Linked DNA regions of Homo sapiens: region 1 is linked to region 2. Evidence: chromatin contacts called from ENCODE Hi-C or POLR2A ChIA-PET data. All regions are on one chromosome and are shown on one strand. The core of a region is the stretch at or near the end of the contact, and the rest is flanking DNA. Distances in the headings are between cores, read along the strand shown. Region 1 overlaps OTUD5 (OTU deubiquitinase 5). Region 2 holds the start of RBM3 (RNA binding motif protein 3).

Region 1 (6,383 bases), core at 1,561-4,060, 370 kb after region 2:
AAGAACTGTCAGAAGAACACCTTCCCTGCCTTCCCCTTCCTACCCTGGAGTGTTCTGTGAGAAAGGCTACTCTGAGATAGAAAATAGGGCCCATGTTTGTCTCCAGTCCTCTTGGAGGTGAAGAGACCTGAAGGGTAAGGGGGTGTGGAGGTTGTGAAGGCGGGAAGGGGGGTAGCCCCTTCACCAATGTAAACAAGGATGTGGGTTCTGCGGCCACACTCTCCCCCGCCCTCCCCAGCGGCATTTCCAGCAAGTCACATGTCCTGCGCACAGGCTGGGGGCCCCCTGCTGCTGCCTTTCTTAGAAGCCAGGACCACAGAGCCCGCACAGTGAGCTACTTGGGGAGCTATTTCTGTAGACTGAGCTTGGGGTACTGGGAGGCAGTGCTGTTGGCAGCTGCAGTAAACAGGAACAAAGATGAGAATGAAGGGGTTAAATAGGGGTTGGCTGGCCAGGCTCAGAGAGATAGGCTGAGGTGCTGGAGAAAGCCCATCTCCTATGGAAAGGTCAACGGTCATTTCCAGGCCTGGGAGTTCTATCTTCAAGAGCTAGATGCCAGATGCAGGAAAATGGGGAAAGAGAGGAGACTGTGGAACAGGGAAGGGATCTGGGGGAAAACCCCCTGAGGGTCCCATTTCTCTGCCACTGACCCCTTTGCCTGGCAGAAAGGCTCTGCTGCCTCCTAGCTGTGTAGCAATGGATAAGGCCTTTAACCTCTCTAAGCTGAAATGTCCTCATGCATAAGGTGGAGACAGTAACTCCTCTTCCATCTGCTGGGTGTTGTCAAAACTACACAGGAGGTTTGCCAAGCACCTAAGGCACAGTAGGTGGTCAAGAAACAGGAACACAATTTGTCATGACGACAATGATTCCTTCATATGCTAGTTACCCACGAGTCAGCCAGAATGTTGCCATAACCACTTATGAAGCCCTTCCTCATTTCTGTTGCAATTCCTCAGCCAGAGGAAAGCCCCAAATGCAGACCTAGGATGCATGTCCTCTCCTGGCTCTCTACCTTTAGCGAAACCAAAGGTCCACAAGTCTACCTCTAGGCCGTTAGTTCTAACAAAACTTCAGCAGTTAAATTAATATCGAATTAACAATACAGGCTTCATAAAACAGGGTCCTAAAGTATGGACGAGTTATGACACTTCTTTACTTATCTGTAAAATGTAAAATACCACCTTCTCTCCTCAATCCTATGATGGCACTGATAGGTGATATGGTATAACATGTACCTAATCACAGCTTTTGAGGGGGGAAACACACCACACTGATTATAAGGTATACCCTAAGTTTGGAATCATTAACGTGGAAGAAAATATACATCTCCAAACCAAGGAAAACAGCAATAGTACTACCCCAACAAGGGAGAATAGAAGGATTTCTCCAATAATATAAGGCAGGAAAAGCATCTAAGCACAGAGCTAAACACATAGGAAGTACTCAACAAGAATTCATTTTTGGCCAGGTGTGGTGGCTCACGCCTGTAATCCCAGCAATTTGGGAGGCCGACGCAGGTGGATCACCTGAGGTCAGGAGTTCAAGACCAGCCGAGCCAACATGGTGAAACCCTATCTCTACTAAAAATACAAAAAATTAGCCAGGCAGGGTGGTGGATGCCTGTAATCCCAGCTATTTGGGAGGCTGAGGCAGAAAAATCGCTTGAACCCGGGAGGTGGAGGTTGCAATGAGCCAAGATCACACCACTGCACTACAGCCTAGGCAACAAGAGCGAAACTCTGTCTCAAAAAAAAAAAAAAGAATTCGTTTTTCTGACTTTCCTAGCTCCACCTCTGTCCTCCAGAAAGCCCTCCTCTTCCCAGAAGGCTGGCACACAGGGCTGGGGGCCAGGCTTGACTTCCCTGTGGAGGGGTCTGAGGTTGGGGGGATGACCTGCAGAGGTAGGGGAATTCAGAGAACTTGTTTTGATAGAAACTGAAACTCCTCCTCTTGCTGACGCTGCACTTGTGGGCAATCTGCACCTGTTCTCCCCTCCCAGAGGCCAGCTGGAAGGGGGTCCCCCACCATTCTACCTCTGTTCCCATCTCAAACAGGGCTCAGAAATCCTCAGTACAATACTACAATTGGTCCCACACCAAAGACTTTTCACACTCCAACTCATTCTATCCTTACCAAAACACTCTTACTTTACCCAGGAGACACAGAAATGTGGCAAAGCTTGCCTGGGATCACAGATTTAGGGGGAGTGAAGGGGAGGCCAGGCTCTCAAAGGGTAACTGCTGGCCCCAGCTGATATTACCACCTTCACCCCAATCCAGCCACCATCTTAGTCACCTTACTCCCTGGGGCAGGACCTGATCTTGTGTGCCTCAGTTTCCACACCAGCACAAGCAGGAATCAGCTAGAACCCAGGAAAGGCATGGGAGAGGGCAGAGATTATAGATATCAGGGGCTGCATCTCTCCCTAGGGCCACAGAGGCCAATATGAACCTTACCCTCCCCATACACACCCCACTTCTTTCCTTTTTCTGGACACACAGAGACACCAGTATAGAAATGCACATGTGTATACACATACAGCAGAGACTGCCAAAGATGCTCCCTGAGGCCAAATGCTCACCCAACAAATCCCACAACAGAGAACTATCACATTCAATGAGTAGATGCCCTTGCCACTTCAGGAAAGACTGAAGATGTGAGGCTCTATAAACTGAGGGACCCCCTACCCCACCAACCTCCTTCCTGGCCTCTGGCAGGGTAGGTGGAGGGCAGGGGAAATAACCAAGAGCTCTAACAGACTAGCCTCAACCTCTCTCCTCTGTTGCCCGGGGGAAGTCCTTATGTAACTAATGTAATGTAACCAATAATGTACCCAGATTTATGTTAAGAAGCAAGACATGAGAGCCTGGATTATCTTCCTATAGGGTCCTACCATTTGCTTTAGAGACATCTGAGAACTGCCTACTCCCCAGGTAGCTGCCTGCCTCCCAGAAGAGCCACAGCAAGTTCCGCTAAGGGCAAAAAAGGAAGCTAGGTGTCTACAGGGAACCTAAAAACAAACCACACTAACGTGTGTACACACAGCTGCAGAGGGAGACAGGGACCTGGTCTGCTCCCCACTACCCTCCTGGTCCAGTGGGAACCCTGGCCCCACTGAGAACCAATCTCCTGAGGAGATGAGCCAGGACAAAGGTCTCACTTGCCTGTCAAGCAGCTGTGGTGTGACCTGGTCTGTAGCCCCAACTACCCCAACTAGCATACCCTCAGTGGGAGAGACAGAACTCATCCCACTGGATAGTCTGGTTCCTGAGATGTGTGCTCCTCTGCTCAAGGATTCCCACTGCAAGGATGAGAAACCTGAAGGATACACGGGAGAGGCTGAAGGAAGCTGGTGTACAGGAAATGGCCCGTGGGAATCTTCTTTCTGTGGCCTGGTTCAACCTCAAATACCAATGTTCTGACACTGGTTGTATGACCTAGATAGGGTAGGGTCTTGGCTTTCTCTTGAGGCCTCAGTTTCCCCATTTATAAAACAATCAAAATTGATCTCAGATCCATCCCTCCTAGTGCTGATGTTCCAAGACCAAAAGGCCCAGAAGAGTGGGCCTAGCTAATGTTTCTGGGCCTCATCGTGGTAACATGCACAGCCCTTGCCACTCCCCCATGGCCCATGTAGAAACAACCATGTGGCCTTCACTCTGCCCACAGAAGCTAGCACCAGGACCCTGGTCAGGGTTAGAGGTTTCTGCTGAGTCAAAGCCACATGGAGGGAGGGAGCAAGGGAGAGATGCAGAGTCATGTTTCCAGGAGGAGGTTATCTGAGCATAACAGGGACAGGGTGGGCCACAGGATACCTCTGAGGCTCAGGTTCCCACCTCCACTCCACCCAAGCCTTCAATGATGCTCATGAATCCCCAATAAGAGGAGGTGGGAGAGAACTGAGCGCAAGCAATGGATATTGCTTAACTCAGGGGAACCAATGGCAGGCAGGCAGCTACCTGGGGAGTAGGCAATTCTCAGAAGTCTCTAAAGCAAATGGTAGGACCCTATAGGAAGATAATCCAGGGGAACAGAAGGCAGAAAGCCACCTGCCTCAAGACTCCCAACAACAGAGGGCCACGTGCTCCTACTTGGAGGAGGTAAGGTCCAGAGAAGTCAAGGAACACAGCCAAGGTCATCCAGCCAGTTGACAACCAAGCTAAGAAGCTAAGGATCCTAGGATCATAAAAAGAATGTGTCCTGGCCGGATGCGGTGGCTCATGCCTATAATCCCAACACTTTGGGAGGCCAAAGCGGGTGGATCACAAAGTCAGGAGTTTGAGACCAGCCTGACCAACATGGTGAAACCCCATCTCTGCTAAAAACACAAAAATTAACCAGGTGTGGTGGTGCACGCCTGTAATCCTAGCTACTCAGGAGGCTGAGGCAGAAGAATCACTTGAACCCGGGAGGCAGAGGTTGCAGTGAGCCGAGATCACGCCACTGCACATTCCAGCCTGGGCGACAGAGGGAGACTCCATCTCAAAAAAAAAAAAAAAAAAAAAAAAAAAAAAAAAAAAAAGAATGCGTGTCCTTTGGACACCTCTGGGTTCCCAGGCCAGCTCTGGCTAATGGCCCTGAGCATGTCATTTCCCTTTCTATGCTTCAATCTTTTCACCTGTCTCATGGGATAATGATCCAAGTTTTGCAGTGAGCCTGAAGCACCCAGCTGAATGCCTAGCACACAGCAGGGGTCAAGGAAACAGTGCCCTCTATGTTTGCAGCCCCCGCCCAACTCCAACTCTCTGCTCCACGTTCCTTCCACTATTCAACACATGGCAGGAAGTCAGCCTGTAGGGCTTCACACTACAGTCTAAGCTGACTGCCATCTGTCCCCATCCAGGCGAGGCTGGAAACGGGGGCAGCAAAAAGCCCAGGGACAAAGTCCCCTTCCCAGGCACATGTATTATGCACTCTGCACCAAGGAAACCTCCAGATAAGGTCTAGAGACCAAGGGCCATGTACTTCGGGGGAGAGGCCAGAGGACTTCTGAGGTTTTACAGAGAAAAGCCAAAGGCAGCCCAGTCAGGGGAAATGTGTAGCCATAGTGCCGATAAGGAAAGGCCTTCAACCTGCCCTGGTCAGCTCTTCCTGTAAGTAGAGGCCCCTTACTGAAGGCCCCAGTGGGAGGAAGGGTCGGGAGTATTTGGGGAGAACAGCTAGATACATATAGACACACACACACACACAAATACTGCTCTTGATACGAGTTACTACAACAAGCCAGGTCCTCACTAGCTAGCCCCAAGGGTCGGGGGTATTTGGGGAGAACAGCTAGCTAGATACACACACACATACACACACACACACACACACACACACACACACACACAGAGAACAGCTAGCTAGATACACACACACACACACACACACACACACACACACACACGGCTCTTGATATGAGTTACTACACAAGCCAGGTCCTCACTAGCCAGTCCCAAGGCTTACCCTCAATGACTGCCCAAGACTCAGATGCCCGCTGCATTCTCTAATCCTAACTCCACCAGAAGCCCTGCTTACCCCACATCTAGCCTGAGGTCTCAACACAGGGCCTAGCACCTAACAGGCCCCCACCTATTCTTTCTTTGCCTTTCTTTTGTCCAAGATGCCCCGAAACCCAGCTCTTCCTCTGGGAAACATCCCAGGGAAAACACAAACTTGAGCCAGAGGGGTAGGAGGGATAAGTTTTTTCCCAGTCCAATAGAGCCCATTGCCTGAGCCTCTTCTGCTTGGCAGAATAGAGAGGAGACCATTCACTCCACCCTTTCAACAAACACATGTGACTCTGAGGCACCAGTGAAAATGGCATCTGGGTTTTACAAATGCTACTGTTCCATGAGGGTCTACTATATGTGTCAGGCACTAAAGGGATTTACCAAAGCAACTTCATTAAATCGTTACAGCATTAGGGTCTTTTAGCCCCATTTTACAGATGAGGAAACAGCCTCAGGAAAGAAGAGCTGCTTGCCTAAGGTCATACCAAGAATCAGTTGTGCAGCCAGGGATGGAGCCTAAAACACCCCAGCCCACCAGTAGACATGGGGGGTACCCACAGACGGAGAGAATAGCAGACCAAGAAGGAACTCAAAGAGGCATTGAGAATCAACACCATTTCACAGACGGGAAGACCAAGGCCAAGTGTCACAGCAGTTATGAGTCAGGGCCAGAACTAGAAGGTAGGTCTTCTGACTCCCAGCTCAAAGCTCCTATCAGAGGGCACTTTTCCTTGGTAGATATCAGAGAACCACAGGGAGGATCAGGTCACATTCCCAGCTTCCCCTTCACCCTAGCACAGGACCTCACAACTACTTGTTGGGTCACAGATTCAGAGCCAAAATGGCCTCAAAGATCTAACTCAGACTGGATAACAGATGGTATTA
Region 2 (5,906 bases), core at 2,837-5,336:
TGGCCGGGCATGGTGGCTCACACCTGTAATCCCAGCACTTTGGGAGGCCGAGGTGGGTGGATCACCTGAGGTCAGGAGTTTGAGACCAGCCTGACCAACATAGACAAACCCCGTCTCTGCTAAAAATACAAAATTAGCCGAGCATAATGGTGGGTGCCTGTAGTTCCAGCTACCCAGGAGGCTGAAGCAGGAGAATTGCTTGAACCCGGGAGGCGGAGGTTGCAGTGAGCCGAGATTGCACCATTTTACTCCAGCCTGGGCAACAAGAGCGAAACTCCATCTCAAAAAAAAAGACGTTATTTCTCCCAAAATGTAAAAATTCAATGCACTCTCAATAACACTTCCATTACTTTTTTTTTTAATGTTTTGAAACAGGGTCTCACTTTGTTGCCCAGGCTGGAGTGCAGTGGCACGATCATAGCTCACTGCAGACTCCAACTCCTGGGTTCAAGCGATCCTCCTGCCTCAGCCTCCCAGGTAGCTGGGATTTGGGCGAGAGCCACCATGCCTGACCTCATTACTTCTTTTTGTTAGAACTGCAATACACTTACATTAGAATTTAGAATAGTAATGAATCATGGACAGTTAAGACAGCCTTCAAAGAAAGCGTTATGATGGGGATTTGCCCACTAGATATTAAGACATATTAAAGGTGTTAGTAATAAAAGGGAAAAAAAAAACAACAACAAACCTATATTGGCCCAAGAGCTAAGAAGTAGACCAATTAGAAGAGAAGGCCGGGCACGGTGGCTCACACCTGTAATACCAGCACTTTTGGAGGCCGAGGTGGGCAGATCACAAGGTCAGGAGATCCAGACCACGGTGAAACCCCGCCTCTACTAAAAAATACAAAAAAAAAAAATTGGCTGGGTGCGGTAGCAGGCGCCTGTAGTCCCAGCTACTCGGGAGGCTGAGGCGTGAACCTGGAAGGCAGAGCTTACAGTGAGCCGAGATCGCGCCACTGCACTCCAGCCTGAGCGACAGAGCGAGACTCCGTCTCAAAAAAAAAGACCATCCTGGCCAACATGGTGAAACCCCATCTCTACTAAAAATACAAAAATTAGCTGGGCGTGGTTGCACGCGCCTGTAGTCCCAGCTACTCAGGAGGCTGAGGCAGGAAAATCACTTGAACCCAGGAGGCGGAGGTTGCAGTGAGCCAAGATCGCGCCACTGCACTCCAGCCTGGCGACAGAGTGAGACTCTGTCAAAAAAAAAAAAAAAGCTCAGAAGTCAGGTACAATAGTGCTCCCCTGTAATCCCAGTTACTCAGGAGGCTGAGTTGGGGAGAATGCTTGAGGCCAGGAGTCAGCCTGGGCTCATCTCTTAAAAACAACAATAACAACAAAACCAGCAACAAACCACCTCAGAGACAGACCCATATATCTATGGAACTTGATACATGATAGAGGTGGTAAAACACACACAGGGATGGGACAGATTGCTTAATAGATGGTGATGGGGCATCTGGCTCATGACACAGAGAAAAATAAAATTGGAGCTCTATCTCACACCATATACAAGGACGAACTCTACATGGATTAAAGACCTAAATGTGGCCGGGTGCGGTGGCTCATGCCTGTAATCCCAGCACTTTGGGAGGCCGAGGCAGGCGAATCACTTGAGGCCAGGAGTTCAAGACCAGCCTGGCCAACATGGCAAAAACCTGTCTCTACTAAAAATGCAAAAATTAGCCAGGTGTGGTGGCACACACCTGTAATCCTAGCTACGCAGCAGGCTGAGGCAGGAGAATTGCTTGAACCCAGGAGGCGGAGGTTGCAGTGAGCCGAGATAGTGCCATTGCACTCCAGCCTGGGCAACAAGAGCGAAACTCTGTCAAAAAAAAAAAAAAAGAAAGAAAGAAAGAAACTGTAGGGGAACATTTTGTGACCTGGGAAAGAGAATGATTTCTTTAAAAGCACAGACCAGGCCGGGCGTGGTGGCTCACGCCTGTAATCCCAGCACTTTGGGAGGCCGAGGCAGGCGGATCATGAAGTCAGGAGTTTGAGAACAGCCTGAACAACATGGTGAAACCTCATCTCTACTAAAAATACAAAAATTAGCTGGGCATAGTGGCACATGCCCGTAATCCCAGCTACTCAGGAGACTAAAGCAGGAGAATCACTTGAACCTGGGAGGCGGAGGTTGCAGTGAGCTGAGATCATGCCACTGCACTCCAGCCTGAGCGACAGAGTGAGACTCCGTCTCAGAAAAAAGCACAGAACATAGGGGGAAAAATGATTATATCAAAATTATGGATCTTTATTCAACTAAGTTTACTGCTTACAAAGTTAATAACACAAATGCCAGAGCTGGAGAGGCTATTTCCAACACCTAAGGGATTAATAATTAGACTATGTGAGGAATCCCTGACAATAACAGGAAGATAAATATGGGAATTACCCCAACAGGAATATGGATGTACTGTATTCTGTATGTTAGCAAATTTGGTCTGTGTTGGGCAAATTCATTCTATGGATAAGAAATTTAGCCTCTGAGGGCAAACTAACTTATTCTTCGTTGATGTGGCGCTCAGAAGTGAAAAATCTGTCAAATCCATTTATTGTAAAGGTGGCCAAGACACTGAAGACTAAATTGTGAACAGTGGGCTCAGACACTACTTGATTGGGATAAGTCTATTGTGTATTGCGAAAGTCCCTTCTGTGAATCAAGGGCTCAGTTACTTTTTTTTTTTTTTTGAGACTGAGTCTTGCTCTGTCGCCCAAGCTGGAGTGCAGTGGCATGATCTCAGCTCACTGCAACCTCCACCTCCCGGGTTCAAGCGATTATCCCGCCTCAGCCTCCTGAGTAGCTGGGACTACAGGTGCCTACCACCACGCCCGGCTAATTTTTTTTTTTTTTTGTATTGTTAGTAGAGACAGGGTTTCACCATATTGGCCAGGGTAGTCTTGAACTCCTGACCTTGTGATCTGCCCACTTCGGCCTCCCAAAGTGCTGGGATTACAGGCATGAGCCACTGCGCCCGGCAAGGGCTCAGTTACTTTCGAAGAGAGCAAAAATTGCTCTATGGATTGGGATTTACAACCTCTGAAGATCGTAGCATCCTCTTTTGTTTTGTTTTGTTTTCACCCAGGCTGGAGTGCAATGGCGTGGTCTCGGCTCACTGCAACCTCCGCCTCCCGGGTTCAAGCGATTTTCCAGCCTCAGCCTCCCGAGTAGGTGGGACTACAGGCACGTGCCACCACACCCAGCTAATTTTTTTTTTCTTTTTTTTTTTTTTTTTTTTTTTTTGTATTTTTAGTAGAGATGGGGTTTCACCATGTTGGCCATGCAGGTCTCGAACTCCTGAACTCGTGAACCGCCCGCTTTGGCCTCCCAAAGTGCTGGGAATACAGGCGTGAGCCACCGCGCCCGGCCAGCATCCTGTTTTGTAAAAGCCATCTCAGGCAGTCTATTGGTGAGAAAATTAAGGGGCTGGCTTCACGCCAGCAGTCAGACAAGGGTGAGGGCTGAAGTCAGAGATGAGATGGAATGACGCCAGGGAAAAGGGTCCCATGACAGGCGGCTAGATGTTGAGCACAGAGGAGAAAGAGTAGGAGTCAGGGTCAAACCTTAAAACGTTGGGTCTGACATCATGGACTGTGAAGGGTGATGACATCAGTGACGGTGGGGGATAAAATGTCAGGCCTTTAAAGGGTATGAGGTTAAAGAACTAGAAGGTGAAGGAGGTTAACATCAGAGAATGGCAGGGACCTAGAGGAAGACGACTACGATGGTGAGGAAGACATCCGATCCAGCGGGGGAAATGATGGCAAGGACGGGAGGATGATGTCAGGGACAGCAAGTAGTATGAGATTGAGAAGGTTCCTTTGTGGAAGGGATAAAGGCAGCTCAGCCGGTTGTGGGGGGGATGCTGACGTTTAGGGTGCACCAGCTGTTCAAAAGTCGACCCCATTTCCGGAAACACCCCATTTCCGGAAACACCCCATTTCGCGGAGAACACTGCTCCCTTCGCTTTGCTGTCCCTTCCTCTCCCCACCACTCCGCTCCTGCTGGCCTCAGCCAATCAGCACGCACGCCGGGACGCGCAAGGGGAACGTTCCGGGACGTTCTCGCTACGTACTCTTTATCAATCGTCTTCCGGCGCAGCCCCGTCCCTGTTTTTTGTGCTCCTCCGAGCTCGCTGTTCGTCCGGGTTTTTTACGTTTTAATTTCCAGGTAAGTTGCATATGTCCTGCGAAACGGCGGCTCCTCGCCACACACGCGCCGCGCCGGCCGTGACCGGGGAATAGCGAGTGGGGAGAGTAATGGCCACTGACACGTAGGCTTGGCTTTCTCTGGGACGGGCGGGTCCCGTGCTTGGAGGTGAAACATTTCGGTTGGTGGGAGGCCGGCGCGCTGTATCTGAGTGTGAGGCCTACCGGGAGGGACTGGTGGCGTCGGTGGTGGCAGTGACCACGCGACAGCCGACACTTACTTTCCTTATCCCACGTGGCCGCCGCCATCTTGTTCTGCCGGCGTTAAGGGAACGCAGGGATGTTCTGGGCTTGCGCAGTGGCACAAAATGACGGGCGTGGCGGCTATGAATGTGAGAGCATGCGCAATGTGGCCCCCTAATGGTGGCTGCGCTGAGCCAGCTCCTCAGATTACCACCTTATTGGCCGCCTTTCTCAGCTTTTCTGTAGTTACCCATATTTTGTTCCTCTTTCTTGTCTATTTTCTGTGCTTTTTCTCTGCTTTCCGTCTCGCTATTTTCTCACATCTCCATTTTCTTTCTCCTTCCTGCCACCATTCTTCATGTTCTTCCCACAGGACTTGAACTGCCATGTCCTCTGAAGAAGGAAAGCTCTTCGTGGGAGGGCTCAACTTTAACACCGACGAGCAGGCACTGGAAGACCACTTCAGCAGTTTCGGACCTATCTCTGAGGGTGAGACGGGCCATACTCACAATGGGGGTTGGTGAGAGAAAGTCTGGGATCCTTGCATTTCAAGGAGTATTAACTGAAAAGTTAGGACCCACGCCTCCAAATTCTTTTTCTTCCTAAGCCTATGGTGTAGACTAAGGATGAGGGGAAGCGTCTTTGGGATTAGTGGGAGCGCTCCGTTTTCCCTACCTATGCCATCTCCTTTTCCGGCCACCCTTTGCTACTTAACCTTTGGGGTACTGACTGGTCCACATTGCTCCATCTTCTCTCCCTCTCACAGTGGTCGTTGTCAAGGACCGGGAGACTCAGCGGTCCAGGGGTTTTGGTTTCATCACCTTCACCAACCCAGAGCATGCTTCAGTTGCCATGAGAGCCATGAACGGAGAGGTGGGGCCTCCTATCTGCAGAGGGACCTTGTCCCCATCTGCGGCTTCCTTCATTCTTTTTGTTTTTCCCTCTGTGTCTGCTCGGGGCAGCGTGGCCACCAAGCCCCGCAGTGCCCACTCACAGGAGCATGACTGCCTTTTGTTCTAGGGGGTGGAGGGCAGCGGCAGACAGAGCCTGGCCGCCTGGGAGGCGACGACTGGTCCTGCATGAGGCCGAGAAGCCACCTGTGGATGGTTGACCTGCCTTGGGCTTAGGTAGTAGAGTCTGCAGACCTGTGGGCCTGGCCCGGAGAGGACCTCGTGAGTCTTCTGACATGGACTCTGAAGCCTCAAACCAAGAGAGGTGTCTGTCTAGCCCTGATAGTCGGGCAGCTTAGAGGAGTGGGGAGGAGAACTCAGCCTGAGTTCAGTCAAGATGTAAGTAGTAGCAAGGGGAACATGGTGCATTCAGGTCATTTTGTGTGGGATTCTATAGCTCCTGATGAAGCCATTCTGGGGTAAAGGAGCTTATTCTGGAACATGGCACCCAGAACCTGGTGCCCAGCAGGAATTTTTGGCCTCTTTTGCCCACTTACCCTTGCCTGCTCTTCCCTCACCATTGCCCTGACTGACTGCCAACCCATCATCCTTGTGTCTC

The links. A loop is a pair of places that touch in the nucleus more often than their neighbours do. ChIA-PET counts read pairs that join two places held with the same protein, here RNA polymerase II (POLR2A). Pooled maps may share reads with other maps.
Region 1: a loop to region 2 is called in a map of B cell, with 29 times the contacts of the local background. The contact joins the enhancer-like site here to the promoter of RBM3 in region 2. A Hi-C loop is called at or near these places in 1 of 168 maps with a recorded cell type or tissue (B cell), 5 of 37 single-sample maps with no recorded cell type and 7 of 50 pooled maps. POLR2A ChIA-PET finds 5 or more read pairs at or near these places in 5 of 52 experiments (CD4-positive, alpha-beta T cell, OCI-LY7, Panc1 and 2 more).

The regions. Positions count from the first base shown.
Region 1 is chrX:48,936,946-48,943,328 of GRCh38, forward strand. The region is part of intron 2 of OTUD5 (OTU deubiquitinase 5); the gene reads right to left. Among named protein-coding and RNA genes, the nearest start is that of OTUD5, 17 kb to the right of the region's middle. RefSeq lists enhancers at 15-788, 1,670-2,169, 2,180-2,229, 3,360-3,619 and cis regulatory regions at 3,184-4,334, 3,509-4,009, 4,424-5,624, 4,763-5,299. Within about 2 kb of position 2,811, at least 6 of the 41 ENCODE cell types and tissues checked have a DNase peak (open chromatin) inside an H3K27ac peak, as active enhancers do; they include B cell, CD4-positive, alpha-beta T cell and OCI-LY7, where a contact is called at or near this core.
Region 2 is chrX:48,570,398-48,576,303 of GRCh38, forward strand. It overlaps RBM3 (RNA binding motif protein 3), which reads left to right and starts at 4,087. Exons shown (of 7, transcript NM_006743.5): 1 at 4,087-4,176; 2 at 4,771-4,886; 3 at 5,164-5,270. The coding sequence starts at 4,784. RefSeq lists a cis regulatory region at 3,220-4,205 and enhancers at 3,962-5,161, 4,145-4,414.